Linked DNA regions of Homo sapiens: all the other regions are linked to region 1. A link is a contact called in ENCODE Hi-C or POLR2A ChIA-PET data. All regions are on one chromosome and are shown on one strand. Each heading gives the region's core, a stretch centred on a gene start or an enhancer-like site at or near the end of the contact. The rest is flanking DNA. Distances are from core to core; before and after follow the strand shown. Region 1 holds the start of RALGAPA2 (Ral GTPase activating protein catalytic subunit alpha 2). Region 2 holds the start of ZNF337 (zinc finger protein 337). Region 3 holds the start of ABHD12 (abhydrolase domain containing 12, lysophospholipase). Region 4 holds the start of KIF16B (kinesin family member 16B).

What was found. A loop is a pair of places that touch in the nucleus more often than their neighbours do. ChIA-PET counts read pairs that join two places held with the same protein, here RNA polymerase II (POLR2A). Pooled maps may share reads with other maps.
Region 2: a loop to region 1 is called in a map of CD8-positive, alpha-beta T cell, with 25 times the contacts of the local background. The contact joins the promoter of ZNF337 here to the promoter of RALGAPA2 in region 1. A Hi-C loop is called at or near these places in 1 of 168 maps with a recorded cell type or tissue (CD8-positive, alpha-beta T cell), 2 of 37 single-sample maps with no recorded cell type and 10 of 50 pooled maps.
Region 3: a map of B cell shows a loop between it and region 1 (30-fold over the local background). The contact joins the promoter of ABHD12 here to the promoter of RALGAPA2 in region 1. A Hi-C loop is called at or near these places in 3 of 168 maps with a recorded cell type or tissue (B cell, CD4-positive, alpha-beta T cell and CD4-positive, alpha-beta memory T cell) and 10 of 50 pooled maps.
Region 4: a map of naive thymus-derived CD4-positive, alpha-beta T cell shows a loop between it and region 1 (15-fold over the local background). The contact joins the promoter of KIF16B here to the promoter of RALGAPA2 in region 1. A Hi-C loop is called at or near these places in 1 of 168 maps with a recorded cell type or tissue (naive thymus-derived CD4-positive, alpha-beta T cell) and 14 of 50 pooled maps. POLR2A ChIA-PET finds 5 or more read pairs at or near these places in 1 of 52 experiments (CD4-positive, alpha-beta T cell).

Annotation. Positions count from the first base shown.
Region 1 is chr20:20,709,891-20,716,983 of GRCh38, reverse strand. RALGAPA2 (Ral GTPase activating protein catalytic subunit alpha 2) reads left to right here and starts at 4,340. Exons shown (of 40, transcript NM_020343.4): 1 at 4,340-4,609. The coding sequence starts at 4,504. RefSeq lists enhancers at 3,880-4,079, 3,904-4,198 and a silencer at 4,190-4,449.
Region 2 is chr20:25,694,406-25,701,498 of GRCh38, reverse strand. It overlaps ZNF337 (zinc finger protein 337), which reads left to right and starts at 4,646. Exons shown (of 5, transcript NM_015655.4): 1 at 4,646-4,740. LOC107985400 (a long non-coding RNA gene) reads right to left here and starts at 4,458. Exons shown (of 2, transcript XR_007067557.1): 1 at 4,336-4,458. RefSeq lists an enhancer at 5,133-5,242.
Region 3 is chr20:25,387,800-25,394,892 of GRCh38, reverse strand. ABHD12 (abhydrolase domain containing 12, lysophospholipase) reads left to right here and starts at 4,058. Exons shown (of 13, transcript NM_001042472.3): 1 at 4,058-4,380. The coding sequence starts at 4,190. It overlaps LOC105372581 (a long non-coding RNA gene), which reads left to right. Exons shown (of 3, transcript XR_937403.3): 3 at 170-243. RefSeq lists silencers at 3,929-4,348, 4,389-4,438, 4,479-4,638, 4,809-4,968.
Region 4 is chr20:16,572,198-16,579,290 of GRCh38, reverse strand. It overlaps KIF16B (kinesin family member 16B), which reads left to right and starts at 5,843. Exons shown (of 26, transcript NM_024704.5): 1 at 5,843-6,062. The coding sequence starts at 6,016. LOC124904875 (a long non-coding RNA gene) reads right to left here and starts at 3,988. Exons shown (of 2, transcript XR_007067539.1): 1 at 3,564-3,988; 2 at 1-412. RefSeq lists silencers at 5,807-5,936, 5,723-5,952 and an enhancer at 5,565-6,086.

The sequences.
Region 1 (7,093 bases), core at 3,091-5,590:
TTTTCTCTATATAGTTATGCTACCAATTACATATACGGTTGGGTTTATTTTTTCATTTATTTTTGATTTTCAGGTTTGTCTTTTTCTATTTTAATTTTTGAATATGTAAAACATTTATATGGTTCAAAAGTGAAAAAAATATAAAAAGGTATACTCAGAGAGGACCCTGTTTCATTCCTTTCCACCTCATCCTCCATCCCACTTAGGTAGGAATTGATGTTAGCTTTTTATTTATCCTTCCAGTGTTTCTTTTTGAAAAAAAAATTTTTAATATTCTGTTCCTTTTATATTTAACAACGTATCTGGAAAATTATGTCAAGTCAGTACACGCGAAATTTTCCCATTATTTTTAAACAGCTGCATAGTACTCCATAGTGCTACACTGTGTGGATGAACTGGATTAAATTAGCCACTTATAGATGTATGTGTATATAAGTACCTTGTTAGACAATCACAGGGTTCTCTCTGGTATCTGGTCATACTCGTTTTCTAGAGTGGCTGCAACAGATTACCACAAATTGCGTGGCTTAAAACAACAGAAATTTATTTTCTCACGGTTCTGGAATCCTGAAGTCTGAAATCAAGGTGTTGGGCTTCCTCTGGAAGACTCCAAGGGAGAATCCTTTCTTGCCTCTTCCAGTTTCTCTTGGCTATAAGGGTCTTTTCGTTTGTGGCTCCATAACCTCAATCTCTACCTTGGTCTTCATGTGCCCTTCTCCTTTGTTTCTATGTTTTCACTTCTTTTGTTTCTTACAAGCACATTTGTCATTGGATTTAGGGTCTACCCAGATAACTGAGGATCTTATTATATTTGCAAAGATCCTTCTGCCAAATAAAGTCTCAGTCACAGTTTTCAGGGATTAGGACATAGACATATCTTTTTGGGGGGAAGGGTGGGCACTGTTCAACCCACTACATTGGCTATTATAAATAGTGGTGAAAGGAATAAACTTCCATGCATGGTTTTATATTTATTTCTCCATAGAGTTATCCTACCAATTACATATATTGTTAGTTTTATTTTTTCCATTTATTTTTTATTTTCAGGCTTGTCTTTTTCTGTTTCAATTTTTGAATATGGAAAACATTTACATGGTTCAAAAATGAAAAAAATATAAAAAGATATACTCAGAGAGGACACTGAGTCCTTTCCACCTCATCCTCTATCCCACTTAGGTAGGCATTAATGTTAAGGTTTTTTTTTAAATCCTTCCAGTGTTATATATTAGAATATCTGCAGGGTAGATTCCTAGAAGTCAAAATTCTGGCTGGGTGTGGTGGTTCACACCTGTAATCCCAGCATTCTGGGAGGCTGAGGCCCGTGGATCACTTGAGGTCAGGCGTTCAAGAGCAGCCTGGCCAACATGGTGAAACTCTGTCTCTACTAAAAATACAAAAATTAGCCAGGCATGGTGGCACATGCCTGTAATTCCAGCTACTCAGGAGGCTGAGGCAGGAGAATCGCTTGAACCTGATAGGCAGAAGTTGCAGTGAGCTGAAATCACACCACTGCACTCCAGCCTGGGGGACAGAGCAAGACTGTCAAAAAAAAAAAAAAACAACAAAACATGGGAGGCCAAAGCCCATGGATCACCTGAGGTCAGATGTTCAAGACCAGCCTGGCCAACATGACAAAACCCCCTCTCCACTAAAAATACAAAAAAATTAGCCAGTCGTGGTTGCGCACGCCTGTAATCCCGGCTAATCGGGAGGCTGAGGCAGGAGAATCGTTTGGACCTGGCGAGATAGCTCCACTGCACTCCAGCCTGGGTGACAGAGCCAGACTTCATCTCAAAAAAAAAAAAAAAAAAAAGAAAAAGAAAAAAGAAAAAAAGAAATTGAAATTCTGGGTCAAAAGGCAAATATTTATTTTTGCCAAATTTCCTTCCATAAGAGTTGTAGCATCTAACATTTCTACCAGCTATGTTTTCTATAGCTCTGCCACCAGACTAGAGTGTGTTATCACACCTTGTCTCTGTAGAGGTTTTTTGTTTGCTTGTTTTTTCTAATTCAAATGATATTTCAGAGTAGTTTTAATTTGCATTGCAAGTTTTAAACTTTTGATCTCATTATTCTTATTTGCTGATTACTGTAGGACATTTATTCAACAACACTTAATGTCTGCATAACACTCGGCACTCTATAACTCCAGGGATAAAGAATTCAGTGCAAAGCAAGTGAAGCCCTCAAAGAGTTCACAGCCCAGCAGGAACGAGTTTAGAAAGAACAACAGAAAATAAGAAGAGCCATATGGAATATGCAAGTGGGTGAAAAAGTACCAACATAATAATACTATATGTTTCTTCCTTTTTAAGAGAAGAATTGGAGTTCTACATTTTCATTACTGGGTAAAGGCTAGATATGATGGGTGCGATGAATTTATATGCACAGATGCCTGTTTCTGGCATTACCAAGCTTGATAGTATCACATGTTCACTGTACACTGTCATTTATTCCCACATGTATCTAATCGCTCAGCCTCCTTAACTGGATTGGAAGCATTGGAGGTCAGGAGGATGCACCTTATACATCTTTTATCTCCAGGGTTTAGAATCATGCCTTACACATTGCAGGTGCTCAATAAATGTTTGATGATGATGGCAGCTTGCTTTGCAATTAAAAAAATGGAGTTTCCTAAGACAAGTATATTCTATTTTTTCAATCAGTGTAAGGAAAAGTATCTTCTCCTAAAGGAATTGGACAGTGAACATTGTGGTTTACTATGTGTAATCAGGTACAAGCTCAATTGCTGTAACGAAGACTCTCAAAATGCCTTGACTTAAGATAAGACATTATTTTGCTCTCTTGTTACACTTTTAGAAGTTTGTGGTCCTGATCTGTTATCATCTGGGGACTCAGGCTGGTAGGGCCGCTCTGCCATCATCTTGAGCATGGGGCTTTCATCTCCGGGTCTGAGAGTGATCCATGTTATTGGGTTTATCAGTAGTCTGTTCTTTTTTATTGCTGAGTAATATTCCTTTGTATGAATGTGTCTATACAAAGGAATATTACACAAATCTAAAAATAGAGAGACGCTCTAAAACTGTGAGTTTATTTATTTATTTTTTCCTTTTCGCCTGCCTGGTTGAAATATGTAGGACTACTTTAGCTTTTTATTGTATTTCATTTAATAAACTTTTATTGAGTGACCCTATGGGCCAAATACTGTGCTGAGGGATGGGGATACAAAGGCGTGTAAATCCTTGTCTCTTCCCTCAAGTTACAGTTCAGCTAGAGGAGAAAAAGACAGTTGTGTTGTCCCAATTTGGATGGAAACCACGTGATTCTACCTTAAGTACTTGCTGAAAAAGCTGAAAGGATGTCAAAACTTGCAGGATTCGGATGCCACTATACAATCCTACAGTGTAAGAAATCTCCTGACCATCTTTCAGCTCAAAGTCTTGCCCCAGGGAATAAGCGCCTGGCTTTAAAAAGTATACAGGCCTGAGTCAGATCCCTCAGGTTCTATTTCTGGTTCTGCTACTGGATCGCCATGTGGCTTGCACAACAGAGAACGCACCCTTCCTACAAAGAGGCAAGATCCCAAGGAGCCCTCTGAGCGAGCGACCTCCATACCCCAAGTGAGGTTGGGTTCCAGGAACCTAGGGGCCGGCTGAACTCCTCACCGGGGCACGCTCTTCCCTAGTGCCAAAGCAACTCATTTTAGTGTGAAATTAGAGCTGCGATTTCGGCACGGTCAGAGGGGCTTCGACTCGCTCCCTTGTGTGAATCCAGAAGCTAAACCTAAAAATAGTTTGCATTTGAAAAGCCTTGACACTTTTCTTACTGAGATTTTTGGGCGTGTGTGGTTCACGTTGCACTAGAGGAAAATGGGGTGGGCGCGCAGGAGGGAGAGTGAAACCACGGGCGATCTAGGCTGCCGGGGCAGGGGACGGACAGAGGCCGCCCTGCGCTTCTGCGACCCTGGAAAAGAGGTCGCAGCGCGTCGCCTGCTGGAGAACTTCATTTCCCAGGAGCACTTGCGGCCCGCGGCAGGGCGGGGCGACGTGCCCAATGCCGGCCCACTGACTCCCATCGTGCCGAAGACCGCCAGCCTGATTGGAGGACTGTCTCGCGGTGCATCTCGGGACTTGTAGTACAACGTGTGCGTGAGAGAAGCTCCTTTGTGATTCGAGGCGCCTTCTCGGCCCTCTGAGCGCGTCCCCGCTAGGTTTTGGCGCGGACGGGCTAGTGTCCCGCCAGGAGAGTTCGGCCTGTGTGCGCGTGCGTAGCGCCCAAGGGGCCGGCCGGCACCTCCCGCGGGGCGGGGCCTTCGGTTCCCCGTCGACACCGCCTTCCTGCCCCGCCCCTCGCCGTGACCGGCCCGCCCCTCCTTCCTGGAGACACAGCTGAGGCGGCGGCGGCGGCGGCGGCGGCGGCAGCAGCGGGGCTGGGGGCGGCGAGTGGCCCGCGCGACACGCGCCGGCCTCGACCCTATGCTTTGATTCGCGTGGCGCAGGCGCCTACTGCCCCGCCGGCGGGGCCCGGGCTTCCTGCCGCGGGATGTTCTCCCGAAGGAGCCACGGGGATGTGAAGAAGTCCACCCAGAAGGTGCTGGACCCGAAGAAGGACGTGCTGACCCGCCTGAAGCACCTGCGGGCGCTGCTGGGTGAGGCGCGCGCCGGGCGCGGGGGTCGGGGCGCCGGGTTAGGGGCACCTGCCGGGAGGGCGCTCCTCTGTGCAGGGGTCGGTGGCTGGGAGGCTGGGGAGGGGGATGGGTGGGCGTCCGACCCCCTTCCCTGGATCTGGGCTTGGACCCCCGGGGCTTTGTTTCCAGAAAGCCGCAGCCTGGCCCTCGGGCACTGCTCCCGTCGCCCTCGAGTTAAACTTAGCCCAGATTCTCGCTGGGCGCCTGCGCTCCCGGAGAACCTGGAGGCCGGGCACAGAGGTACCTGTCCCCTGTCCTCCCAGCAAGTGAACTGGATCCCAAGTGGTCATCACGTGCACACATTGAACTGTCACCTCCCCCTTTCATTTTTAAAATTTTATTTTTGAGTCTGAGACCCTAAGTAGACCGAGACCCCAAGTGAACCCAGCACAGACCTAATTGGGCTCTCATCTCTGTCATCCCCCTTTTAAATTTTATTTTTACTTTTGAGTGTGAGACCCCCATATAGACCGAGATTCCAGGCGATCCCAGCACAGATTTGTCATCTGTCTTCCCATGCTGCTTTTTAAATTTAATTTTTATTTTGGGTCTGGCTGCTTCAGTTTCTTTGTGTCCTTGGTGTGAAGGGGCCTTCTCTTCCTGCTTGGAGAGAGGGGTGGTTTTCTTGGGTTCAGGGAGGCTGCTTCTCCTTTATTACCGGCATGACAGTGATGCTGTCTGCCACCTTCTGGTTTATGGCCTGCCAGGTGGAGGTTCTGAGGAGCTCAGGTGGGCTTGGAGTTGACCTGTGATGAAGCTCGCCCCTGTGGGTGTGAGGTGTCCACAAGGCTTCCTGTCACCTGCTGCATGTGATCTGTAGCTGGTTCGCCTAGGCTATGTTTTGTTTTCTGTATTTTTTTACATCCTAAGTCTTAACTTTTCTTTGGGATGAAAACACCTTTGCTATCTATAGACACACTTACCTGTGTATTTGGTGGCGAAGGAAAGAACACCTTATGTTTCTTCCAGGTGTCTTTTAGTCCCAAAATTCACAAAAATCGCCTAGTGCTAATGTGTCTGTCACTTGAAAGAATATTGCATAAAATGATTTAACGTGTGAAGATTTTAAATAAAGATCTTGTTCATGAGATCAGAAGTTGCTGATTATTTCTATTTATATTCTACCTCTGAGGGGGAGAAGAACCCAAGCCAAACCAAACCACACCTGATTTTGCCAAGTGAAGTTATTCACAATCTCACATACCTTGAGGTTACACTGACTTGTTCAGTTTGAAATGAAATGTAAATTAGTTGCTGTTACAGGGATTCGTTTTCAAGACTTTTGAGAGTGAAGTGTGGAGAGTGAAGTGTGGCGTTCTTGGTAAACTGAATTTTCTACTTCCTGTAGATACCATGCACGCACAGGTTGCACAATACACAGGTTGCATTGTGTGGAGTTCCTGGTAGTGACTGATTAACACCTACTGCAGGGACATTTTTGATAAAGGAGAGTTGAGCTGTGTTTTAAAGCGTTTGATACTTTGAGCCTTTTTCTGTGCTTTAGCGTTTAAATTTTTGTTCTGTCCAGGTCTGCAAGATTAAGTTGGCTACATTTTATAAAGGCAGAATCAAGTAAACCTAGATCAGGTTATTTCTTAGCACACAGTACATTGTTCCCATTCTGAGAAAGTTGATTCTTTTCAAGTTTGTAAAATTGTAGTTTCACTCTAAGGTGTAGGTCTTATTTTAGGGAACTTTCTTTTATCATTTCACTGAACTCATCATGACCTCAGTTTTGTAACATGGAGAGGTTCTTTTATATTTCCTTAGGTGTATGTTTTTTGTTGATATACTTACTAGTGGAGTGGCCCAGTTTGCTTTGTTTATTACTGTGATCTTTGTAGGGACTAGATTTTTGTAAAATGTGTCTGAGGAATTCTAGTCATAATATTTAATGTAAACTTTCACTTGCTCCTGTGATTTATTAAAGACTTAAAAAGTAGTACGTAATGCACTAGTTCCTACCTAATCACATATTCTATTTCATTGCTACTCGAAAAAAAGTCTACTTAGAAAACAAAGGCCTCTTGAACTGAAAGTTAGGAATTAAGCCAAGATTAAGGAAACTATTTGAAGGAAATGAATAGTAATTACTATTGTATTTTTATGTGTGTATTTATATAACACTTTTGCTTTTCATATATTTTATCTTCAAGTGATAATAAAGTTTTTTTTTAAGTATGCAAAGATTATGCCACTTACTTGGGTATTTGCAGCCTGTCCCTGCCGCCTGCAGCTTCATGACTTGAGCTAGTTACGTAGCCTGTCTCTGAACCTCGGTTTCTTTGCTCTGTAAAATGGGTATGGTAATGTTTGCTTTTTAAAGGATTATTGTGAGTATGATGAATAAATGACTTCAGCTTGAAGTAGGCCTTTAACAGTTTCTTTCCCATTACATATCTCCCACCATTAATAGGATAGGACCAGTATTTTGATAGGTAATTT
Region 2 (7,093 bases), core at 3,397-5,896, 5.0 Mb before region 1:
GCAGCCAACAGACACATGAAAAAATGCTCATCATCACTGGTTATTAGAGAAATGAAAATCAAAACCACAATGAGATACCATCTCATGCCATTTAGAATGGTGATCATTAAAAAGTCAGGAAACAACAGATACTGGAGAGGACGTGGAGAAATAGGAACACTTTTACACTGATGGTGGGAGTGTAAATTAGTTCAACCATTGTGGAAGACATTGTGGCAATTCCTCAAGGATCTAGAACTAGAAATACCATTTGATCCAGCAATCCCATTACTGGGTATATACCCAAAGGATTATAAATCATTCTACTATAAAGACACATGCACTTGTATGTTTACTGCAGCAATGTTCACAATAGCAAAGACTTGGAACCAAACCAAATGCCCATCAATGTTAGACTGGATAAAGAAAATGTGGCATATATATACCATGGAATACTATGCAGCAATAAAAAAGGATGAGCTCATGTCCTTTGCAGGGACATGGATGAAGCTGGAAACCATCATTCTCAGCAAACTAACACAAGGACAGAAAACCAAACACCACATGTTCTCACTCATAAGTGGGAGTTGAGCAATGAGAACACATGGACACAGGGAGAGGAACATCACACACTGGGGCCTGTCGGACCGTGGGGGTCTGGGGGAGAGATAGCATTAGGAGAAATACCTAATGTAGATGCTGGGTTTATGGCTGCAGCAAACCAGCATGGCATGTGTATACTTATGTAACAAACCTGAACGTTCTGCACATGTACCCCAGAACTTAAAGTATAATTTTAAAAAAGGTAAAATTCACAAACCTTTAGCCAGACTAAGAAAAAACAGAAGACCAAAACAAATAAAATCAGAAATGAAAAAGGAGACATTACAATTGATACCATAGAAATTTAAAGGATCATTAGAAATGATTATGAGCTACTATATGCTATTAATTTGGAAAATCTAGGAGAAACTGATACATTCCTAGATACATAAAACCTAAGATTGAACCATGAAAATATCCAAAACATGAGTAGACTAATAACAAATGAGATAGAAGCAGTATTAAAAAGTATCCCATCAAAGAAAAGCCCAGGACCTGACGGTTTCATTGCTGAATTCTACCAAACATTTTATAAAGAACTAGTATCAATCTATGCAAACTATTTAAAAAAAAGAAAGAAAGAAGGATCACTTCCAAACTCATCCTATAAGGTCAGTATTATCCTAACACCAAAACCATACAAAGATGTACAAAAAAAGAAAACTATAAGGCAATATCTCCAATAAACAGAGACACAAAAATCCTTAACAAAATGCTTGCAAACCAAATTCAACAACACATTAAAGTGATTACTCATCATGACCAAGTGGAATTCATCCCAGGAATGCAAGGATGGCTCAATATATGTAATTCAATAAATGTGATATATCATATCAAAAAAACAAAAGACAAAAACCATATGATCATCTCAATGGATACCAAAAAAGCATTTGTAAAATTCAACATCCCTTCATAATAAACACTCAAAAAAAAAAAAAACTCGGTGTAAAAGGAATATACCTCAATATTATAAAAACCATATGTGACAAACCCACAGCTAGTATCATACTGAAAAATTGAAAGCCTTTCCTGTAAGATCTGGAAGAAGACAAAGATTCCCACATTCCACACTTTTATTCAACGTAGTACTAGGAAATCTTAGCTAGAGCAATTACTGAAGACAAAGAAATAAAAGGTATTCAAATTAGAAAGGAAGAAGTGAAGTTATCCTTGTTTGCAGATGATATGATCCTATATTTAGTTAAACCTAAAGACTTCAGCCAAAAAACATTAGAATTGATTAAGAAATTCAGTAAAGTTTCAGGATACAAAATCAACATACAAAAATGGGTGGCATTTCTATATGCCAACAACAAACAATCTGAAAAAGAAATCAAGAAAGTAACCTGTTTATAAAAGTTACAAATAAAATAAAATAGCTAGGAATAAAATCAACCAAAGATGTGAACGATCTCTACAACAAAAACTATAAAACATTGATGAGAGAAATTGAAAAGGATACAAAAAATGGAAAGATAGTCCGTGTTTTTGGACTAGAAGAATTAATCTTATTAAAATGTCCATTCCACCTTGTCTACAGATTCAATGCAATCCCAATCAAAATATCAATGACATTCTTCACAGAAATAGATAAATTAATCCTAAAATTTATATGGGACCATGAAAGATCCAAAATAGCCAAAGCCATCCTGAACAAAAGTAATAAAGCTGGAGGAATCACATTACCTGACTTCAAATTATGCAAACTATAGTAATCCACACAGCAAAATGCTGGCATAAAAACAGGCACACAGACCAATGGAACAGAGTGGAGAGCCCAGAAATAAATCCACACATTTATAGTTCAACTTATATCCCACAAAGGTGCAAAGAACTTACATTGGGGAAAGACAGTCATTTCAATAAATGGCACTGCAAAAACTGGATATCCATTTGCAGAAGAATGAAATCTAAAGCAATCCCCTCACCACATATAAAAATCAAATCAAAATGGATTAAAGGTAAATCTAAGACCTGAAACTATAAAACTACTAGAAAAAAACATTGGGGAAACACTCCAGGACATTGGTGTGGACAAAGATTTCTTGAGTAAGACTGCAAAAGCACAAGCACCTAAAGCAAAAGTGGACAAATGAGACCACATCACATAAAAATCTTCTGCAAGCAAAGGAAACAATCAACAAAGTGAAGTGACAATCCACAGAATGGGAGAAAAAATTTGCAAACTATCCATCTGAAAAGAAAGTAATTGCCAGAATATATATAAGGAGCTAAAACAACTCAATAGGAAAAAGACAATCTGATATTTTAAATGGAGAAAAGATCTGAATAGGCATCTCTCAAAATAAGATATATGAACGGCCAACAAGTGTATGAAAAAAAATGCTCAATGCCACTAATCATCAGAGAAATGTAAATCAAAACCGCAATGAGATATAATGTCACCCCAGTCAAGATAGCTTTTATTCAAGAGACAGGCAATAGTGAATACTGGTGAGGGTGTGGATACACCCTCATACACTGTTGTTAGGAATGTAAATTAGTACAACCACTATGGAGAGCAGTATGGAGGTTCCTCAAAAGAATTAATAAATATATACATGATCCCGCAATCCCACTGCTGAGTATATATCCAAAAGAAAGGAAATCAGTATTTCAAGGATATATCTGCACTCTCATGTTTACTACAGCACTATCCAAAATAGTAAAGATATAGAATCAAAGTGTCTATCAACAGATGAATGGATAAGGAAAGTGTGGTACATTAACACAATGGGATATTAGCCAGTCATTAAAAGAATGAAATTCTGTCATTTTCAATAGCATGTATGAAAATGGAGGACATTATGTTAAGCGAAATGAGGCACAGCATGACAAATATCACATGTGCTCACTCATTTGTGGGGCTAAAAACGTGAACTCATGGAGATGGAGAGTAGAATGAGATAGTTAACAGAGGCTGGGAAGGATGGTGGGTAGAGGAGATAAAGAGGGACTTGTTAATCGATACAAAAATACAGTTAGAATGAATAAGATCTAGTAGTTGGTAGCACTATACAGTGACTATAGTTAAGAACAATTTTACTATATATTTAAAAATAAGAGAGAATTGGAAACTTCCTAAAACAAAGAAATGCTAAATGCTTGAGGGGATGGATACCCCAATCACCCTCATTTGACCATTAAACACTGTATGCCTGTATCAAAACATAACATGTACCCTATAAATATGTACAACTAATATTTATCCAGAATAATTAAAAATTTAAAAACCAAAAGAGAAAAAGCAAACAGCAAGTATACCTAGTAAAGGCCTGAAATATAAAGTCTACGTGGTTTGGCAAGCCACAAAAGATATCAGCATATTATACACCCTACATAATGAAAGAATTCTGGCATTGATGCATAATTAGATAAATGGGGGAACAATTAGAAATTGAAATGCAAATGTAAATTGAGTATACTGAATTATGTAGCTGAAACCTTAAATTATTTGGTAAAAGACTATATTTTTAATAAATTTAATGGGAAATTAATAAAATATTAGAAAATTTTAAAAATAATTGTATATTTACAGTGTGTACCTGGAGAAAAATTAAACCATTGAGAGATCTAAATGTGAATGATAAAACCACAAAATCCGTAGGAAAATCAGAGATCAAAAGTACTACATAGCAAAAAAAAGAAACAAAAGAAAAAAAAAAGACATACCCATAATCAAAAGACAGTGGGAAAATTATTTACCTATATCATAGAAATGGGAAAATATGCTTAATGTATGTATAGGGCTACCTAAATAAAAGAAATCGCCGGTTCTGAAAGGATCCCTCCACGTCCAAACGACCATAGGCTCGCCCCACCTGTCAGAGAGGAGTCCTTCCGAGAAGTCCTTCCAAGGATTCCGGGTCGCGCAGTCCCGGGTGGACCGCTATGACCAATATTCTGGGGCGTGTACCTGGACGACTCCCGAGGACTCTGGGGAGTGTAGTCCACCGAGGGGATGCGACGCGCAGGGTCGCATAGCCTCCGGGCCGCGCCGAGGATGCTGGGTAGCGTAGTCCCGGCCGCGCTGAGGATTCTGGGTAGTGTAGTCCCGGGCGGCGCAGAGCGTTCCAGATCCCTGGGCGTCAGCGAGCCGTGAGATGCGTGGTCCACCATCGGTGACCTCACCGCCTCGGTTCGCCCTCAGCCGCCCCGGTGAGCTGCGCTCCTGCGGGTCCCTCTCTGCAGCGCGCCCTTCCGGCGCAGGAAGAAGGGCCGGGAAGGCCTGGGACGTGAGGGCGCTGCTGGGGCCGTAGCGCGCGCTCCTCCAGGCCCGGCGTCTCCGCGTTCTGGGGAGGGGCGGAGACCCAGGCCGCGCCTTGAAGTGGGCGGTGGGGCTGCGGCTTGCCGAGCGCCCCGGGTCTGGGCCGCCACTCAGTCTCCGTTCCCGGTTGCGTGTAGTGGCGGCTCGGGCGGTGAACAGCCCGGATTTCACAGGGGCGCCGAGCAACCCAGGTCCTCTTGTGCCAGGGTCGCCGCTCCTCGGGTGGGGACGGGCCAGCGGCCTAGCGAGCTGCCACGGGGGTCTTTTGGCCGGAGGTGGAGGGGGACTCGGCCACAGCCAGGGTCCACTGGTGGGGTGGGGGTTACAGCCATGAGACGGATGGGCTAGGTCCGACTCGGGTTCCCTCCGACTCTGATGCTCCAGACTTTATTGTGGGAGGCGGGACAGGGGAGGACTTCGCCCGCGTGTTTTGGGGAAGGGCCGCTGCTTTGGGTTGGGAGCACCCCGCCTTGGGACGATCTTCCGCGGATAGGAGTGTAGGCCGGGACCAAATGTCCTCGCACGGGCACGTCTAGACGTGTTTTGGTGGGGGGGGGGGGGGATCTGCGTGGGGCAGCGTCCGCGGGAGGTGAGGTGGCTGTGGGGACCCAGGTGGCCTCTTCCCTGGGGCCTTGCTAATGACGGCAAAATCCGGGTTCTGCCAAAATATATTTAAAAAGGTTTATTCCTAGTCAGTATGAGTGACTGTGGCCCAGGTTATTCAGCCTCAAGAGGTCCTGTGAAAGTGCCCGAGATGGTCAGGCTTGCAGGTTAATTTTATACAATTCAGGGAGACAGGAATTTCAGGTAAAGTCATAAATCAGGCTGAGCAGTGTGGCTCATGCCTGTAGTCCCAGCACTTTGGGAGGCCAGGAGTTCCAGAGCAGCCTGGGCAGCACAGCAAGACCCTGTCTCTACATGAAATTAGAAAAATAAAAAAATTAGCGGGGCGTGGTGTCCCATGCCTGTGGCCTCAGCTACTTGGGAGGCCCAGTCAGTTGAGTCCAGGAGGTGGAGGCTGTAACCAGCTATGTTGGCTGCACTGCACGCTAGCCTGGGTAACACAGCGAGATCCTGCCTCCAAAAAGAAAATCATAAATCAATAAGAGAAAGATATACACGGGTTCCTCCCAAAAAGCTGGTATATCTCCAAAGGGTTTACACCTCATGGGGGCACTTAGGGATTCTTTAGTGGACAGTTGGTTGAGAGACTTAAGCTACTGCCTGAAGACTGGAATCAGAAGCATGCCAGAGTTAAGGGGATTGCGTAGATCAAAGTTCTTATTATGTAGATGAAGCCTCTTAGTTGGCAACTCTCAGAATAGATGGTAAATGTCTGTTTTCAGTTTTTTGGGTTTTTGTGTTTTTGTTTTTGTTTTTAGAGAGAGTCTTGCTCTGTCGCCCAGGCTAGAGTGCAGTGGCGTGATCTCAGCTCACTGCAACCTCCACCTCCCAGGTTTGAGCAGTTCTCCTGCCTCAGCCTCCTGAGTAGCTGGGACTACAGGCGCCCGCCACCACGCCTGGCTAATTTTTGTATTTTTAGTAGAGATGGGGTTTCACCATGTTGCTGAGGCTGGTCTTGACTTCCTGACCTCAGGTGATCCACCCACCTCTACCTCCCAAAGTGCTGGGATTACAGGCGTGAGCCACCGCGCGTCAGGCTGGCTGTCTCTTCCAGACCTAAGAAAGGCTTAGAACAAAGGAGGTCTGGCTACATTAATGGAGATTCGCTGCAGATGCAAATTTTCCCACTAAAGATAGCTTTGCGGGGCTATCCATTTCAATCTGTTGCCCCTGTGGCAGCCACTTCAAAACATGTCAAAGAAGTATATTTTGGGGTAAAATAATTTCCTTCAGCATCTGCTGTCATGTGATGCTGTACCAGAGTCAGGTTGGAAAGTGAGCCTCATTATATAAGAGTAATAAAACTCATCTGATGAGATTTTATGGTTTCTCGGGCAGGATTCCCCAAGCCTCATACATAGGCATTTGGGCAAGGGAAAAAAGGTGAATTTAGTCCTCACCAGGTTGGTAGGGCTTCCTCGGTTATTGGAGTGGGAGTAACAGCAACCATTGGGCCCAGCAGTTTTTTTAAATGTCTCTGGGGCTGTGGACTGACCATCCAAATAACTGATTTTAATCATTTCATTATGGAAAAATTGTCAGCAGAACCCCCAAGTAGAGAGACCCATCAGTCAAGATATACCTCATGACCTTGCAAGCTAATCTAGCTTGACCCAGATC
Region 3 (7,093 bases), core at 2,809-5,308, 4.7 Mb before region 1:
CTTGTTTTAAATAAGCAAACTCAAAAATTTCAACCTGCTTTAGAAGACTGGACCAAATTCCAGCAACGCCTGGCAAGCCTCAACCCTTGGACCTATCTAAAGCACCACATTAACAATTTATATGTAGTTCTTGGAATAATGTTGTTTTGTCTCTGTCTTCTGCTCATAGTCTGTAAAATCGGACGGACTGCCAATCAGAGAATGAGAGATGCCCAGCCTGGCCTTACATTCTTTCAATTAATACATAAACACAAAGGGAGAGATGTTGGGAGCCAAAAAGGCCAAAGGGATCATGATCAACTCAGCATTCCACTGGAGGCTATATGATCAAATAGCAAACTGTTTATCACTATCACGAATGCAGGATGTGAGCAAACTCACACTGCGCCTGCCACCAAAAGGTTGGCTGAGGGCCTCACTCCCTGGCACGGGGCTCCTTGAAGTTATCTACTGAGAAATCTAGTGTCTATTGTTCAAACGATGCAGTCTGGCAAGCCTGCTGTGAACCAACCAGCCGACTGACAATTACCCCACAATCACCCCCCATTTATCCCTATCTGTTTTGCCTAATAAATATGGAGGGCTGTGTAAAGCTCAGGGCCCTTGTCCACTAGAGGCAAGGTGCCCCCTGACCCCTTCTTCCAAACATACTCTTGTCTCTTGTCTTTTATTCTCACGTTCACCACCCTTTGTTGTTACCCTAAGTCCATGCAGGTTGCAAGTGGCACCCCTGATCAACGACAGAATCGGGTGCTCTACAGTCAGGGAGGGCCATGTTAAACCCTTTTGTAAGCCTTGGGTTTTGAGTGAGATGGGGAGCCACTTAGGTGTTGTGAGCAAATAAATGACAGAATTAGACCTTGTAACAACAAGAAAACCCTATGTGGCAGCTGAATTAAGTGGACAGAAGTGAGGCAAAGTGGAGGCAGGAGACCAGTTAGGCTATTCAAATAATGGAGGTGAGAGATAACAGCAGTTTGGCCCAGGGTGGGGACCATGGAGGCGGTAAAATTTAATGGTTAAATTCTCATAGATTTTGAAAGCACAGCTGACAAGGCTTGGTGATAGACATGCTATAGCACAAGAAAGGAGAAGTCAAGGATGACCCCAGAATTGTGGCCCCAGGAACTGCAATAGAATTACCAGAGAAGGTCATGGATGGAGTTGGGGGTGGGAGAAGAGTTGGGAGCTCAGCATTGAAGTGGTGCTTGTCAGAAATCAGAGCAGAAATGATGAGGAGCCTAAGGGTCAAGGAGAGGTGTGGACCAATGATAAAAATGTGGGCATCACTAGCATGGGCTCAACCACCAAGAGTTGAGCACTGTGTGGGCAGGGCCTCGTGCCTGTAAGAAAGATTCAATACACGGTACAGATTTTTCCTCTCCAGCTCTTCCTTCCTTGTTTTTTTTTTTTTTTTTTTTTGGTTTGTTTGTTTGGTTTTTTTGAGTCGGAGTCTCACTCTGTCGCCCAGGATGGAGTGCAGTGGTGCGATCTCCGCTCACTGCAAGCTCCGCCTCCCGGGTTCACGCCATTCTCCTGCTTCAGCCTCCCAAGTAGCTGGGACTACAGGCGCCCGCCACCATGCCCGGCTAATTTTTTATATTGTTATTAGAGAGACGGGGTGTGAAACCGTGTTAGCCAGGATGGTCATGATCTCCTGACCTTGTGATCCGCCCGCCTCGGCCTCCCAATGTGCTGGGATTACAGGCATGAGCCACCGCGCCTGGCTGTTTTTTTTTTGTTGTTGTTGTTTTTTTAATTGAAGTGAGCGATAGAGTCAAAACCTCTTTTTTTTTTTTTACGTTTTAGTTATTTCCTAGATTTCCAATCTCTCCAGGATGTGTTACTACATCACTATAAAGAATTTATAATTTACATTCCATAGTATGTTTGTTTGTTTATTTTGAGATGGAGTCCTGCTCTGTCACCCAGGCTAGAGTGCAGTGGTGCAATCTCGGCTCACTGCAACCTCCGAATCCCAGCATCCCGGGTTCAAGCAATTCTCCTGCCTCAGCCTCCCAAGTAGATGGGATTACAGGCGTGCGCCACCACACCCAGCTAATTTTTTTGTTTGTTTGTTTTTGAGAGGAGTCTCCCTCTGTCGCCAGGCTGGAGTGCAGTGGCACAATTTCGGCTCACCACAACCTCCGACTCCCTGGTTCAAGCGATTCTCCTGCCTCAGCTTCCCAAGTAGCTGGGAATACAGGCACGCGCCACCATGCCCAGCTAATTTTTTTTTTTTTTTTTGAGACAGAAGTTTGCTTTTGTCCCCAAGACTGGGGTGCAATGGTGTGATCTCAGCTCACTGCAACCTCCGCCTCCCAAGTTCAAGCGATTCTCCTGCCTCAGCCTCCCAATTAGCTGGGATTATAGGGTTGTGCCACCATACCTGGCTAATTTTTGTGTTTTTAGTAGAGACGGGGTTTCACTACATTGGCCAGGATAGCCTCAATCTCCTGACCTCGTGATCCGCCCGCCTCGGCCTCCCAAAGTGCTGGGCTCACAGGCGTGAGACACCTCGCCCAGCCTTTTTTTTTTTTTTTTTTTTAAACAGAGTCTTGCTCTGTCACCCAGGCTTGTGCCACCACACCCGGCTAATTTTTGTATTTTTAGTAGAGACGGAGTTTCACCATGCTGGCCAGGCTGATCTGGCCTCCATCTCCTGTGCTTAAATGATCCACCCACCTCCGCCTCCCAAAGTGCTGAGATTACAGGCATGAGCCACTGAGCTCGGCCCATAATGTTTTTAAAAAGTATATCTGGAGATATTGACACAATTATGAATGCAGGCTGTAACACTTAGTAATATGGTCAATAAATTATTTTGCAATTTCAAAGTATCATTACAAAACTAATTTAAAAAGCAGCCGGGCGCGGTGGCTCATGCCTGTAATCCCAGCACTTTGGGAGGCCGAGGCGGGCGGATCACGGGATCGAGAGATCGAGACCATCCTGGCTACACAGTGAAACCCTGTCTCTACTAAAAATACAAAAAAATTAGCCGGGCATGGTAGCCGGCGCCTGTAGTCCCAGCTACTTGGGAGGCTGAGGCAGGAGACTGGCGTGAACCTGGGAGGCGGAGTTTGCAGTGAGCCGAGATCGCGCCACTGCACTCCAGCCTGGGCGAGAGCGAGACTCCGTCTCAAAAAAAAAAAAAAAAAAAAAGAAAAAACTAATATAAAAAGCTGTTGAATTTCTAAACGCATTTCCAATTGACCTTTATCAATTGCCAATAGTTTTCAAAGTGACAAATGCTGAAATTTCTAACGTTACTTTGGAATAAGCAAATATCTCTCTTTGTTATAGATCATCTGTAAAACTAATGCCATATTGAAGAAAGCCAAAGTTATAAAACTAAATTTGTGAAACAGCCCTTTATTCTTTCCTTTTCTCTTTCTAGGATGGGTTGAATTAGTACTAAATTTGGGTTTCATAAGGGCGAATTTATCTTTGAAATGGATTTTCCTCCCATCAGGTAGTCTTAATTGCTTTATAAAAATCTAAAATCTAACACAGGTTTTTAAAAAGTAAATTTTTCAAGCAGTTCATTTCCTGATGTTCGGCCCAAAAGTAAACACTGAGTATATACATTTACTTCAAATTAAAAACTGACGACCGGAAAGCATACTTTTAAAGGTAATGTCCTTGTGGAAAAAGAATTAAGAATCACGAGAACGGAACTGCTATTTGCTACCTCTGGTTTTCCGTTCACAGAAGCACGAGGAGCCCAGCGCTGCGGCTCTGCCTCGCTGGGCCACCCCTTTCGGGCACGACCGGGAGCGGGTGCTCCTCACACCGAGCGCCCGGGCGAGCACAGCTGCAGCCTGCGGATGGAGCCCAGAGCCCTGCCCTGCAGATGACGCGCCGCTGCAGCTTCGCCCACCCTCCCACAAAATGGCTGCGGGTGGCGCCAGGGATGCTGGGCGCGCGCTCCTTGGAACTAGAGAGGAGGTGGCCGGGGCGGGGCCGGGGGAGGGGGGTAGGGCAGAGCCGGCGGGAGCCCGGCGCTGATTGGCCGGCCTGGCTGGCGGGCCCCCGCCGCTGGTTCGTAGCCGGCGCAGCGGCCTGGGCTGGGATGTGAGGAGCGGCGGGTTCCGGGCTCCGGGCTCTGGGTGGCGGCGGCTGTGAGCGGCGGCACTGCGGCGCAGGCCAGCGGGCGCCGTCGGCGGCTGGCCCTGTCGGCCGCGGGATGAGGAAGCGGACCGAGCCCGTCGCCTTGGAGCATGAGCGCTGCGCCGCCGCGGGCTCGTCCTCCTCCGGCTCGGCCGCCGCGGCGCTGGACGCCGACTGCCGCCTGAAGCAGAACCTACGCCTGACGGGCCCGGCGGCGGCTGAGCCGCGCTGCGCAGCCGACGCGGGAATGAAGCGGGCGCTGGGCAGGTGAGGCTTCGCGCGGAGCGGGGGGGGGGGGGGGGCCGGTCCCTCACTTTGCGCAGGTGCGTCCCGCAGGGGGCCGCGGTACCTCCCAGCCCCTCCCAGAGTGGCCGTCCGCCCGATCCGCGGCCGCCCCCGTCCGCGCCTGTGTCCCGCATTTGGCCCGCGGCAGCCCCACCCCCGCTCCCTTCCCCAGGCACCGCGGCGGGAGCGCCCTGCCCTGCCGCTGACCCCCTGTGTCCTGCTCCGGCCCTCTCGCCAGGCACTCCTGGCCTAGCCTTGCACCCCGACCCTTTCCCGGGGAAGCCGGGGGGACCCTTACGCTGGGGGCTTGGCGCCGCCCGAAGTCATGACCCCGCGTGGGAGAGCAGGGTAGGGGGTGGGGAGTCCTTGGAAGATCCCTGGACGCCAGGCACAGCAGAGGCGGGAGGCAGAGGGGCCGGCGCCAGACCCTGAGAGCGCTGGGGCCCACTCGGACCTCCTCCTCCTGCTCTGCATCAGGCCCCACACCGAGCGCCCGGGCGGGCGCCCCTCGGGCTGGGCTGCGTGCGCGGAGCCTTACTGGCGCCTTGGGCCCTCGGCGGCTCTCCCCGGTAACTAGGGTCGGGGGCGTGCGTCGCTCAGAACTCGGGGACCTTTGGGGAAGGGCTCAGTGGGCGGCGGGGTGCTAGGGGAAGGAGGGACTCGGAGCATCGCAGCCGTCGGAGGGAAACCTGCCCTTCGCTCTGCTGGTGATGGTTCGTGGTACTTGAAATCTGTCCGCACAAGTTCGCCTCCTTGGGAATCATCTCGCAGTCCTGAGTCGTTTGGTTATTGGCGTTCAATAACCTTTGGGTTATTGGGTAGAAGATGAATGCGTTTATATAAAGCCACTTTCAAAACTGAGATGGGAACGTGTTTCATAGGGACAGATTTCTCCTCCCATCTGCTGGTTTCCTAATTATCTGGCTGTTGTAGAACGTAGCATTCCTGACAGCTTTGAAGCCTTGCTACTTCGTGGTGGTTTGAAGAAGTTACTATATGATGATCTCAGGCGTTGTAGCAGAGGCACTTCTTTTTTGACCATCTGGAATGCCCTTAGTTGACGCTGGCCACTTGAGTGTAAAATATGCGTATCGCTCCTAAGGAAAAGTAGAATTTCAACTTCATTGCTTAAAAAAATCATGAAATTAAACTATAGACACTTCTAAGTCGATGGTTTGACAGAAGGGCGGAGACTGATAGTTTTGTGTCTTTATGTGTAAAATTATGTAGCATCTGATCAATATCTTTTGTGAAACTAATCTGTTCTCTTTGCTATGGAAAGATTTATCTGCATTAAAAACTCATGATTTAACTTTAATACAATTTTATTAACAGACATGGCATAACGCTTAGATAAATTGGAAAATTCTTCCTTCGAAAAAATCAAATTGCCGGGCGCGGTGGCTCACGCCTGTAATGCCAGCACTCTGGGAGACCGAGGCGGGCAGATTATCAGAGGTCAGGAGTTCGAGACCAGCTTGACCAACATGGAGAAACCCCGTCTGTACTAAAAATACAAAATTAGCCGGGCGTGGTGGCGCATATGCCTGTAATCCCAGCTACTCGGGAGGCTGAGGCGGGAGAATCGCTTGAATCTGGGAGGCGGAGGTTGCGGTGAGCCAAGATCTCGCCGAACCGAGATCGCACCAGTGCACTCCAGCCTGGACAACAAGAACGGAACTCCGTCTCAAAAAAAAAAAAAAAAAAGAAAAAATCAAATTGTTTTACACAACGTTTGGGGAAACAGCGGCGACCTGGCACCTTCTTGAAGAATGTACTGTATTAAAATTACCCGATTAATTTTTATTTTCGTGTCAGGACAAAGAGAGACATTCCAGTGGTGTCCATATCCTTTGGATAAGCAAAAGGCTGTTAGGGGTAAAAAGCAAAACAAAGGGAAAGAAGACCAAATTTGTTAGGTTGTCTTCCTTCCCAGCTGGCTGTCTCAGACATCCTTGAGCTTTCTTCTCTTCCTCGCTCAGGCTCTGCGCCACCATCACCTCCTCCTCACTGAGGCCTTCTTAGACCAGCCCACTCCTGTCGACCTTGTTATCACTCGAGATTGTAATTTTTGCTCGTGTGCCTCCCCCGCAACCAGAATGGAAGCGCCATGAGAACAGGAGCTTTGTTTTCTCCACTTAAGTATCTCCAGTACCTGGCACGTAGTAGGTAGCAGAAAATACTTGTTGAATGAACAAATATCCATAGAACAGATATCCATTGCGCCACAGAGCCGGCTCGTTTGTGTCTTTTATGATCCTTCTTTGGATCCTTCCGCACATTTTTTAAACTCTTTATTGTCGACATACGTGGAAGTAGAGAAGACAATCTAATGAGCCTTCTTCATGTGTCCATCACTTAAAAGTTTTCAGTGTTTAGCCAATTTTGAATCATCCATCCCTCTTCTCTTTTTTTTTGTAGGATGAAGGATTGGATTTTTTTTTTTTTTTTTTTTTGAGAAGGAGTCTCGCTTTGTCGCCCAGGCTGGAGTGCAGTGGCAATCTCGGCTCACTGCAACCTCCACCTCCCAGGTTCAAGCAATTCTCCTGCCCCAGCCTCCTGAGTAGCTGGGATTACAGGCGCCCGTCACCGTGCCTGGCTAACTTTTGTAGTTTTAGTAGAGACGGGGTTTCACCATGTTGGCCAGGCTGGTCTCGAACTCGTGACCTCGTGATCCACCCACCTCGGCCTCCCA
Region 4 (7,093 bases), core at 4,594-7,093, 4.1 Mb after region 1:
TTCCATAACAATCATCTGTTTACTGCTCCTAAGTCTACTGGTCAGCTTGGTTGTTCCGCTGGTCTGGACGGGCTCAGTTGTTCTGGGCTGTTCTCACTCATACATCTGATGACTTGGTGGAGGTTGGCTGGTGTGAGGTGGCCCCACTCACATGTCTGGTGGCTGCCTGGCTATTGGTTGCAGTGCTGGATTTGACTGGGACACACCAACATTCAGTAGGTTAGCCTGGGCTTGCTTACATGACAGCAGCAAGTTTCCTAGAGCCAGGGTTAGGAAGCATGCAAGGCCTCTGAGGCCAAGGCTTAGAAACAACATGAAGCCAATTCTGCTGCATTCTGTGTGCCAAGGGAAGTTCCAGGGCCAGCCATATTGAAGAGGTGGAGAAAGAGATTCTACTTCCCATTGAGGGGAGCTGCAAAATGACATCGCAAGGTATGAGTCCAGGGAAGAGAAGCATTTACAACTATTTTTAAACTTTACACTGTGCTTCAGGTAAAGAGGCTTTCTCACTATTCCAGAAGCAGGACTCGCTTTTCCAACACTAAACATTTGTTCAAGGAATTTCCTCTGCTTTAGAAGTCACCTCCTCACCATTTTCTGGGTTCAAATCTGTCCCTCCTGCAAGACCGATCTCCAAAACTAATTCATCCATGAAACTTTTCCCAATCACTTTAAATAAACATGGTTTCTCACTCTTTCGAAGTTAAAATGAGGCCACAGACTCTACAGTCTATCAGTTCTGAACTATTTATGACCACATAGTTTTATATATATGGTTGCATACAGTTATATGCAATTGAAAACAATCATTTTTATCTTAGTATATAAAATGACTATGATTTAGGGTGATAGCGTCTATTAAATTGAATCTAATGTGATTTCTTTATTCACTTTTGCTATAAAAGAAAGCAGGCATTCATGGTTACCTGCCTAAAGCTTTACTAAAATTACTTAGTACGATTTTTGCAATTATCTTTACTGTGATTTTGGAGCTCAGATTTTCTCTCTAGCCCCAAAGTATACTTTTTCAAATTATTCCTGCTTTTAATGTTTAGTATTTTAGAAGATTCTAAATATACTTTAAATTTTGTGACTTAGAAAATGAAAATCGTAGGCCAGACGCAGTGGCTCACACCTGTAACCCCAGCACTTTGGGAGGCCAAAGCAGGTGAATCACTTCAGGCCAGGAGTTTGAGACCAGCCTGGCCAACATGGTGAAATCCTGTCTCTATTAAAAATACAAAAATTAGCCAGGTGTGGTGGCAGGCACCTGTAATCTCAGCAGCTTGGGAGGCTGAGGCAGGAGAATCACTTGAACCCGGGAGGTGGAGGTTGCAGTGAGCCAAAATAGCGCCACTGGACTCCAGCGTGGGGGACAGAACAAGACTCTGTATCAAAAAAAAAAAAAAAAAAAAAAAAATTGGTGCTGGGTTTGGACTTGGTATCTGTGATTCCTGTCTCTGGTACTACTATTTATTATACATTTATTTGAAAACCAGGAAAACACTTGTTTTTCTCATTGGCTCACCACATAGCTCTTAAATTCAACTTAAGTCCCTTGGTGTAAGGCACTCCTGTAGGAGACACTAAGTGTATCATGTGATATAATGCTTCTGGTGAGTGCTTCTAGCACATAGGGAAATCGATGGGTTTATGAGGTGTCAGTTATATCCTTCGTCCCAATTTAAGCGTGCCAGTCTGATGTTCATCAAGATTTTTTAAAAGTCATGTTTGTAAGAAAGTAAATCAATTTTATTCCTCAGAGGCTAGGATGAAGAAAAAGCACAGCTCATGAGAAATACAGTATTTTTCTTCTGATAACAGTATTCCCTGATGATTCAAATATTTTGCGGTGGAGTGAACATTCTATTACAGTGCTATTTTGCGTGGAAATGAAGAAGCTAAGACTCAGAGAGCTTAAGTCACTCAAAAGTTTTCGTCCATTAAAAAAGTTTTCAAAATAGAGATTAAAAAAAGATTTGAAAAAACGTTTTAAAAAAGAGATTGCTAAACATCAGAAAAAAATTTCAATAATAAATGAAGACCAAAATAAACTACATCAAAACAAACTAAACAACCACATCCCCCACCCCACAGTCCCGCCATGCACATATGCATCTTGAGACCATTTGGGTTTTAACCCAGATTTCAGAATTTTCTCTTCTCCTTCCCATCACAATTCAACCTTCTTAGAAAATAAAAATGTCGGCCGGGCTTGGTGGCTCACGCCTGTAATCCCAGCACCTTGGGAGGCAGAGGTGGGTGGATCACGAGGTCAGGAGTTCGAGATCAGCCTGTCCAACATGGTGAAACCCCCCATCTCTACTAAAAATACAAAAATTAGCCGGGCTTGGTGGTGGGCACCTGTAATCCCAGCTACTCAGGAGGCTGAGGCAGGAGAATCGCTTGAAACCGGAAGGTGGAGGTTGCAGTGAGCCGAGATCGCGCCACTGCACTCCAGCCTGGGCAACAAGAGCAAAACTCTGTCTCAAAAAAAAAAAAAAAAAAAAAAAAAAAAAAAAATATATATATATATATATATATATATATATATACACACATATATATGTATATATACACAATAAAAATAAAAATGTCTTTTATCCATCCAATTGAATTTTAAAATCATAGATTCTTAAACCTTTTTTATGCCGTGGACCCTTTTGGTTGTTTGGTGAGAGTAACATTTTCAGAATAACATTTTAAAATGCATAAAATAAAATAAATGGGATTACCAGGAAAATCAATTATACTGAACTATAACTATTAAAATGTTAGAAATAAATGTGATCTTAAGGTAGGTTTGTTATTTAGTGGCTCTCTTGAGTACCCACCCCTCCTTTGCGGGGCCCTCCCACATTGCCTGGGCGTGACCATGTGACTGCCTTTGGTCAATGGAAGTCCAGCAAAGGCTTGTGCATAGTGCGGTGCTCTCCTGGCGAGGTGTCTCGCCGCCGCAAGAAATCTGGAACCTGGTCTAAACTTTTTGAGGATGAAAAAGCAAAATGCACCAACTTTTCCTCACCCCAGGTGAGCCTAGAGCCCAGCCACAAAGCCCGGGTGACACCAGCAACCCAAAGAATTGAGAGAAATAATAACCGGTTTTTGTTTTAAGCCTCCACATTTTTGGCCATTATTTTTATGCATCAGTACATAACTGATTTGGATCCCTGAATTCTTACTGACCTTTTGGGCCCTGGATTTACTGCTTTTTTTTTTTTTTGAGATTGGGTCTCACTCTGTCACTCAGGTTGGAGTACAGTGGTGCGATCTTGGCTCACTGCAACCTCCTCCTTCCATGCTCAAGCGATTGTCCCACCTGAGCCTCCTGAGTAGCTGGGACTACAAGCACACGCCACCATGCGTGGCTTTTATTTTTGTTTGTTTTATTTTGTCGTAGAGACAGGGTTTTACCGTGTTGCCCAGGCTGGTCTCAAACTCCTGAGTTCTGGCAATCCATCCTCCTCGGCCTCCCAAAGTGCTGGGATTACAGGCATTAGCCACCGTGCCCGGCCTAGAGCTTCTGTAACTGTTTTTCACTATCAGTTATTTTAAGCTCTCACAGTTTGCGTAGAGGTCATCTATCCCCTGGCTCCTTGCAGGGAGGGTGGCAGCCGACAGCATCTTCACTCCCCGAACGTGCTGGAAATGCCATGTCTCAGGCTTCCCCTCTGACTTGCCCATTAGAAGCTGCAGTTTCACAAGACCGCCAGGTGATTCCTTTAAACATTCAAGTTTGCAAAACACTTTAAAGCAGGCACACTAAAGTCTGAGATGAGCAAACCCCTTATCTTATAATAATCTTCCCTTTCAGAAACTTCCTTCACGCCCCAATAGAAATATTTTCTGCTAAGAAAGTGCCCGTTCCGTATCGTCTGTGATGATCAAGCCTTACTGCTTCCTATTGAAAAGCTCCAGGCATGCTGTTTGTTGTCTAAAGCGTCTGCCGGGCTGCGATGGTCCGTTTTGTGTCAGACAGCAAAGTCGTGGATGGAAAGGGGGCTTATAAACACGTGTAGGTTGTTGGAATTACATTAACGAATGAATGAGCAAAACCTTCTAAACCACCGACCAATGAAACCCCGATACAGAAAATCGCTGTCATGAGTAAGTTAGCACTCCTGAAGAGTTTGAATACTGAACTGGCCAGAGTCTGCGCGCCGACGCCCCCCAGGTGGCCGGAGTGACCCGGAGCAGGCGTGGCTGTCTCTCAGACCCGCGCGTTGGGCCCGAACAGTTTGTCCCCACGCAGCTCCCATATAAGGCGGGCCCCTCCCCTGCCCCAGCCAGCTAGGTCGCCGCGCTGGCTCCCTGGCGGCTTCTCAAACCAACCCGCCGCTACTGCGCATGCTTGGCAAGCTCGCCCGCTCCTTAATATCCTGCTCCGGCTGTTCCTGCCACCCGTTGGTCAAATTCGCACCCAGCTCTGCTCCAGACAGAGGGAAAACCCAGTGATTTCCGGGCTCTAGAAACAAAGGGAGGCTATGATTCCCTGCTGGCCCTAGGGGTCCAGGGAAGGTTATGGAAAGATAATTCTTTGTGTAAGCGGGTTGCGTACTTGCAGACATCATCCCACTTGATGCATTCACCACTCTATGCCGTTGTTCCTGATTTGCAGATGAGACAAGAAGCCTCAGAGGCGCCCAGTAATTCAGAATTACAGGCTGACAAGGCTAGTGTTGGAGCTAGGACTTAAAAACAGGAGTTCCGCCTCCATTCCTTGCGTCTCCCATTATAGCTTGGCTTCCTGGAATGGCTGCTCCTGTGGCTCGCAGGTGGGCTTCTGGGTGTGCGCAAACGATTTCATGCATGCTCGATTCACTGAATGAATGAATGCATTTACCTTCTACACAGGAAGGGAGGTGGAGCTCACTTCTACCAGAGGCCCTAAGCCTTAAGATACCAGTTGTCGGCCTGGCGCGGTGGCTCACGCCTGTAATCCCAGCATTCTGGGAGGCCAAGGCGGGCGGATCATTTGAGGTCAGGAGTTCGAGACCAACCTGGCCAACATGGTGAAACCCCGTCTCTACTAAAAATACAAAAATCAGCCGGGCGTGGTGGCACGCCCAGCTATTCGGGAGGCTGAGGCAGGAGAATCTCTTGAACCCGGGAGGCGGACGTTGCAGTGAGCCGAGATCGCAGCATTACACTCCAGCCTGGGTGACCGAGCGAGACCCTGTCTCAAAAAAAAAAAAAAAAAAAAAAAAATACCAGTTGTGTTCGCCTTTAACTCCCTTATGATTAAAACTAAAAATTACTAAAGTGTACAAAAGTGCAAAACAAGTCTAAATAAGGTTTGATTCTAGCCAATATAATGACATTCCCGCACACATTTAAAACATCCAACACCCTATTAATTTTCGTTTATCGGTATCCCGAGTTAAGGGGTCCAAAACATACGGTCGGACCTCCTTAGGGTAGCAGAGAAGGCCCTAGCGGAGTTTGCCACCAACAAGCTGTGATCATCTCTGCGCCTCAGTTTGTTCGTGTGTAAAATGGATACGTTAACTCATGTTTGGCTGGGTGAAGCCAGGTTCTTGTTAAGGGCTGAAAAACTGGCTTTGGTCACCTGACCCCAGGACTGTGATCCTTGCCGCTGGCTTTAAATTGCTGCGATCCTCTTCTCTCCAGTTGTTCAGGCCATGAGGGTGGGTTCTAGTTTTCCTGAAACCATCCGCTCCGGGTCGCCCCCATAACCTCTGCGCCAAGGTCCACAACGTGGCCTTTCCAGACTTGCAGATCCCGGAGGCTGCTTCCAGGCCCCGCGGCCCCGCCCCTCTGCACCGCCCGGCCGCCGCCAAACCGTGGCGCATGGATCACGCGGGCCGGAGCCGTTCTGGGCATGCTCAGTGGCCTGGCAGGTGGGGCTGCCGCGGAACTCCAGGTCCGGCCGGGAGCAGAGGGGCGGGGGCGAGAGGGAAGTGGGCGGGAGCCGCGATCTGAGTAGCCAGCGTCGCCGGCGACCGCGGAGTTCTGGGCTAGTGGGACCCCGCGCGGGCTGGTTCGGGATGAGCGATGGCATCGGTCAAGGTGGCCGTGAGGGTCCGGCCCATGAATCGCAGGTGAGTGGGGCCGCCCGCGCCCCGCCCCCTCGTCGCGCCCCCACCCAGAGGAAGCCTGTTTCCAGCTCCCCCAAAGCCAGCCTGGACTTAAAAGTGTCACCGGCTGGTCCCTGGCCCACCGGGCCCAGGCTGTGGCCTCTGGGGGCCTGGAGGACTTCGTGCACTGCTGTCCCGTTCACATTGCCCTGGAGAGGACCCTGGTGGTAAAGGAGAAGATTCTATTAACTCTCTCCATCGTATTAACTTGAGATGTTCTTGTTCCCCCTTTAAAAAAGCATCAAGGGAACGTTACCATGAAGATGTAAAATAGTTGGGGGGAAGGTGAGAGTGCTGAGGGGGGGCACCACGAACTGTCAGGTGAACCCCTCATTTCTACCAACTCAGAAGTTCTCTTAACAATTAACCATGCTACTTTTTAATCTTTCAGTTAGAGATGATTTTGATTCCCTGAATGTCTAATCGATAACTTAGCAGTTCCTAACTTCATGTTAGAGAGTGGATGGGAAAACTTTGACAAAGTCCTGACTCCTAGAAAAAAGTCAGGGACGCTTTACACGTGTTTGAAATACTCTGATATTAAGAGAGAGGAAGAGTGTTACACACAAAATTTAATCTTGTTATATATTTCTACGAAGTAATGCTTTTTCAGAATCCTTCTCTTCATTCACTGAAAAATAGCCTGTGCTCCCTTTTCAATGACCTCTTTTTAATCCGTTTAGAAAGTTTCTTTGGAAAAGTTACTTTTTAAATTGGTTTGACTTCAAAGAATGAGGTAGAAATGGGATGTGTCCTCCAAGGTGACAGGCAAGGTTCACACAGAGCCATTTGATTTTATTGACTTCTCTACCAAGTTGGTGGATATTTGACTTACCATAGGGCCTTTTTGCTTTTGTCATATCAACTTGTGGAGGTTAATGTTTGGTAGTTCTGATGCCTGATTGGGGCAGCCGAAGGCCATAAAATCAAAAGATTTCCAGAACCTTATTTGACTCATCTAAATCTGTTTCTTCTCTTGGCAAGTAGGGAATCAT